Linked DNA regions of Mus musculus: region 1 is linked to region 2. Evidence: chromatin loops called from intact Hi-C (ENCODE). Cell type or tissue: heart. All regions are shown on one strand. Links, peaks and the distances in the headings refer to the core of each region. The heading gives the core; the rest is flanking DNA. Region 1 has its middle 14 kb from the start of Pik3r1. Region 2 has its middle 66 kb from the start of Pik3r1.

Region 1 (2,832 bases), core at 10-2,509, 52 kb after region 2:
CAGAATGGCTATTTTGGTTTCTTTACTGTGCCTATTTTCAGGAGCAGCAAAGTTGTTAGTCTCCCTATGGAGCTTATCTATGATTAAAAAGTTTTATTTTGAGCTGGGCATGGTGACACATGCCCTTAGTCCCAGCAATTGAGAGAAAAAAGGCAGAGGCAGGCAGATCTCTTGAGTCCAGCACCTCATCCCACCTACAGAGCAAGTTCCAAGACAGCCAGGACTATTATCACAGAAAACCCTGTCTTGAAAAAACAAAAAACAAAAAAGTTTTATTTTGATATTAAAAGGACTACAATTCAAAAATCATGATATTCAAGGCTTAAGCCTGAAAGGGCTAAACCCAAATTCCTAGTCTTATGGTAGCTACTAAATTATTATAAACTGTTAATGATAATTAAGAAATACAAGTTAATAGTCACTTATAAATGATCCAGTCCTTTAATGTGTTCAGAACTATAGCTGTAGTCATGCTAAGTATGCATGTAATTCATTACAGGAATAAACCTTATTTATCTTCCTGCATATGTTTTCAAGGTTAAACCTAGGATAGACAACTAGAATCAAGCAAAATTTGTCCATCCAAATAAACATTAGATAGATCCTCAAACCCTTCAGAGATCTGTAGAATATGACATTTAAAATGTTTAATAAAAATCCTTTCTGTGATAGACATCTAGCTCCTGACAGTAACCCTAATCTCCTCAAAACAAGATGGGCCCCTCAAACTTGCTTTACATGAGGCAAGCTGAGAGCACACTGTGCAAACTGTGGACAGGCAGGACACTGGGAAGTTGATTGCCCCACTTTACCTAGAAAAAGGTAGGACAGCTCCCCTCCCCCAAATTCCTGCATCACAGAAAAGTCTGTCAGATTTTCTGGGCCTGGTGTCCCATCTACCACAGAGGAGCCTTGGGCGACAGATTGTCAGAGTAGTGTGGTAAGTCTCTGTTATTTGTATATACGCAGAAGCAGGTTGGTCTGCAATGCACTTCCTGCTTACACAGATGACATTTATGCTTCTCAGGTCTCTGATGTGTGTGAAGACTAAACTAAAAAACGTCTGATCGGCTTAACAGCAGAGAAACCAAAGTTCCAACTGCCTTCTCCTCGTGTGTAAAAATCAAGCAACAGGGTTCACTCTCCTATAGCCACCATTACTAGGTCTAGACACAGTTTACTTCATTACCAGACTCAGAAAACAGGTTCCAATGTAACTTTTTACTATTCCTTTAACTAAAGGAACTCTCTTTACAGTGACTGCTCCCAGTCATCCACCACCTGTGTCTTGTGAATAACTGGATAGGAAAAGTATAAAGTTTACATAAGGTCTGAGGATATGAAAGCTATGGTGTGAAGATCTAAGAAAGCGTTTTAAGGTTGGTAAATCCGAGTCACGTAGTTTGGAGGATGAGAAAGCTTAAATGGTGATTCTTGATTTTAGGTATATAAAAACGATGAAAAACTGCTTCCGATTCTTCTCCCTCAGTATGCTACTGTTGTACTGAGACTTCAAGGTTTAGAGCTTTAGCATTAATCAATGGACTTCTGATAAATTATTAGTCTAGCCGGGCATGGTGGCGCACGCCTTTAATCCCAGCACTCAGGAGGCAGAGGCAGGCAGATTTCTGAGTTCGAGGACAGCCTGGTCTACAAAGTGAGTTCCAGGACAGCCAGGCCTATACAGAGAAACCCTGTCTCCAAAAAATAAAATAAAATAAAATAAAATAAAATAAAATAAAATAAAATAAAATAAAATAATAAAATAATTAGTCTAACTCGGGTGAAGTGCTTTCCACTGTTATCAGTAGTCACAAAGTCAAGATTTTAAATTGCCTTTGGTTGTCTTCTAGCTGGGAGGGGGCACAAGGGTGGGCAATGGCTGAAAATTAAATAAATAAATAAATAAATAAATAAATAAATAAATAAATACTTCTCATTGTGATAGATCCATACACATCCTGCCTTCTGGGGAGAGGGAAGAAGGCCCTCTTTCACGGCCTGGAGTCGAACTGGAAACCAAGAGCAAGTGAGCATTTGCCCTTCTGCTCCACAGAAGGTTTCTGTCTTCCCTGAGCGCACCTTAAAGAGTGTTCATGCTTTTAACTCAAAACCATTTCCCAAGTTTCTACTGTGACACAGAGGTGTGAATACGTAGGGTTCAGTACAGATTATAAGCAACGGTAAGGCTAACATGTCTAATACTTGTCTCATTTTGTATGTTTAAAAGGATCCTTGTAAGCTTCATGGAATAGACTTGGATCCACCCCTCACGGGTCAATCAATAGTCTGTTTCCCCACCATCCTATTCCTAAGAGTGGGATTTCTCTCTCTGGTCTTTGAACCCTCTCTTTCCCAACTACCGAGACCACGGTCCTGCTTTGGGGGACCAGTCAAATCATCCAAGAGCTGCCCACAAATGAACCTGCTCTTTTTTACTTTAAATTCATCTTGAATTGACTTATTTTATTGGCAGGGAAAAAAAACCCATTAAACACATATACGACCAAAATGTATAAAATAATCCATCGTGGAGTCCTCAGTAGGCAACCCACATTAGCACAGAGAGACAGTGAAAGTCCATACAGGCTAGAGAGTCCTGCCAAGGGCTGGCCTGGACAAAGCTGTATCTGTTCCCAGCAGAGGCCCGAGGTCGCTTCCTTTAGCCTTCCTGTATTTACATTTAACTCCATCCTTCTCCTGCTGTGCTGCCTAAAGTCCCTGGCACTCTGACTTTCCGAATTGAAAGGGGATGGATTTCGCCTCAAAGGTGTCATTGACAGTTAAGTGTGAAGCCTAGCAGGTCTGCCCGGGCCCTCTCCCAAGAGGTGA
Region 2 (2,832 bases), core at 198-2,697:
GAATATGGACAGAAGAGAGCAAAAAAGATAGAAGCTGATAATCAGTTGATAGATCATAGTTTAATGTATTGGAGGAGATAAAGTTTTAGTTATTGAAACCTAAAGTGAACAGACCAGTGGAAGTGGCCAACCAATGGGAAAGAACATGAGGAGATAAAGATTCCAAGATTTGGAAATGAGTTTATTAAAAGAGTATATTATTGGCATCGAAAATACCTAATGATAATGCGAATGGCTTTTTTATAGTAATACCCTGTCCATATATTAATATTATAGGTCAGTTCTAATGCTTGCAGAACAAGAAAGAAAACAAATATGTAGACAGACACCTGAAAATCACTATTGGACATAGAACAGGACCAAATCTCCGTGGCCAGCCTATCTTTATGCTGCAGCAATGTGGATTTGTCTCACCTGCTCTTAGGGATCCATTTCTGGGTGGGAAGTCTGTGGCTTACTTTATGGGTACCCTGTCACAAAAGCTCATACTGTATCGTGGATCACAAATTTCATGAACAGATTCATCACACCCTCATGATGTTCATACTCTGTATAAAATGCTTGAATTGATGCTTAGATATCCATCTAATAATTGTGCATGTGCTGTTTCGATCCCCTTCCAAGCTAGAAGGTTTGGATTGCTTTAGAGACAGGGTGTGGAATATATTGGAGACAGGAACAAATCTCCTATAGGCTCTAAACCTCCTTCTGTGTGGGTCCCAGAACATAGCAGATGGCAGCAAATCCAATGTTAAAGAGCTGGCTTCCCACCTTATAAATAGTCTGTTCTGACCACTAAACAGTGAGAGAGAACAAGAGCCAGCATCACATTAGGCCACAAATTCATCTGTACGCTTTCATCCCTCTGCATATACCTAGGATTATATCAGCCCCTTAGCTTTAAGGTTAATTTACTACACGTCTTTGTTCCTGTGAAGGCAAGCACTTGAATTAACTCATACCTAATTTGCTTCCTAGTTGAGAGATACTCACTGTAGGATAATGTGTTCCGAATGCTGGAGATTTCTAATCCAGAAATGAGATGTGATGTGGTTTTGATAGCATTCCACTGACTCTTCCTAGCCAATCTCAGAAATTGTAGAGTTGGGAACACTTCCACTCAGTGAAGGGACATCATGACAAAAAGGGCAAAATTCTTGTAAACACTGGAAAGGCAGGCCTGGACTAGACCAGAACAGGCCATCTTCCCCTTGGTGAGCTCTAAGTTTGGAACGGAGCAAGGAGTAACAGGGTAGGACTAGCTCTGGAGCATACATCAAGATTGAGGGTTTGACAATACATATTTTTGGTGACCATCTGGGGATTAAATTAACATATTTAAAGTTCAAAAGGGAATAGAAATTCATTACCAGAATGGGAGAGGTCAGTTTTTTCCTGGATCACTCCCAACCAGAAAATTGAGAACAGGATTTGTTGCAGTAAAAAACCCAACGGGATTGTTTTTCCTTCAAAGAAGCCAACAGATGTTTTCGTTCTTTGTAGAGCCAACTCTCGGTTAACCAGCACTTGGACACTTAGATTCTTCGTTATTTTGCTTTTCCTTTTTATTTCACAAAGCCTGAAAGAGTATCTCTCTAGTCAGTGCTTAAGGAATTTTTCTGTTTGTTAGAATATCTATCCTCACTTGATAAGAGCAAATGATATATACTTCCTGTTTATCAACGTTTCTGAGTTTCTTCTCACCTTCTTTTCCTCTTCCGTGACACGCTCATTATTTCTTGTGCCAGCATGTAGGTGAATCCTTAGAGCTTCACATATTCCTATCCCCTCTCCAGATTATTCCCAAACAACCCCATAAGCACCCCACTTCCTGTGGTAAAACATGGGACAATGGGAAATTATATAAAGTAAAGGAATTTTAAAGGCTAGGTGATACAGTCCTGTATATAATGGAAGTCCTCAATGAATGAAATGCTTTATTTCCTAACTAAAAGCAAAAGTATATATAATAATATGTATATATATATATATATATATATATATATATATATGGATATATGTATGTGCATATATATGTATATATATATATAAACTAAAAGGATTATACATATATTTATAATATATAAAATATATTATATATTAATTACTGTTGTTATCATATTACTTTATTTATTTATATTCTATTTATTTTAATTATTCATTATTTTTACATTATCTTATATTTTAATATATAATGTTAACATAAAATAATTTATACATTAATATATAATATATTATATGCTTATAATTATAAATCTATATTTATATAATATATAATATAGATTTATAGATGTATATCCTTTTAGTTACCAAAATATATTATATGTATTTGTTTATATTTGTTATATATTTATATTTATCCATATATAAATATACTGTGTATTTATATTTATATATGAATAAATATATATACACTTTTAGTTAGAAAATTATATAGTTATAGACATATATATATATTCTTTTAGTTAGAAAACAGAAACAACAATAATTATAGTACTCAATGAAAAACGTCAAGTGATCATTTAATTGATACCTCTCTATGAGAAGTAGGAAACAAAACCTAGTGTATCAGGCTTTTTCACATTAAATTTTCTTTGTAATATGAATAGGATAGTACCAGCCTCATTATACAGATGTTACATTAACATGTCAATAGACCATAAGCTCTAGTTCAGGCTGTTGGTGCCATTGGCCAACAATGCAAGTCAGAGCTGCCAGGCACCAAAGCTTTGTATTACACTTCATGCAAGAGAGGGGGTATGACAGCTTCAAATACTGTCCCACCAACTTTATTTCCAAGTTGATTTTTACTATCTTTAAGTGACTGTGGAT

What was found. Hi-C counts contacts between places; a loop is a spot of excess contacts. Peaks named below come from ENCODE experiments on the same cell type or tissue, not always from the same donor. Only the 100,000 strongest peaks of a DNase experiment are listed, where the experiment ranks them.
Region 1: a loop joins it to region 2, with 2.3 times the contacts of the local background. A loop is called at or near these places in 1 of 42 quality-filtered maps.

What each region holds. Positions count from the first base shown.
Region 1 is chr13:101,780,759-101,783,590 of GRCm38, reverse strand. No RefSeq gene overlaps it. Among named protein-coding and RNA genes, the nearest start is that of Pik3r1, 14 kb to the right of the region's middle. In heart, for the core only: no CTCF peak of the experiment used is centred there; no DNase peak of the experiment used is centred there.
Region 2 is chr13:101,833,243-101,836,074 of GRCm38, reverse strand. No RefSeq gene overlaps it. Among named protein-coding and RNA genes, the nearest start is that of Pik3r1, 66 kb to the right of the region's middle. In heart, for the core only: no CTCF peak of the experiment used is centred there; a DNase peak (open chromatin) is centred at 1,224.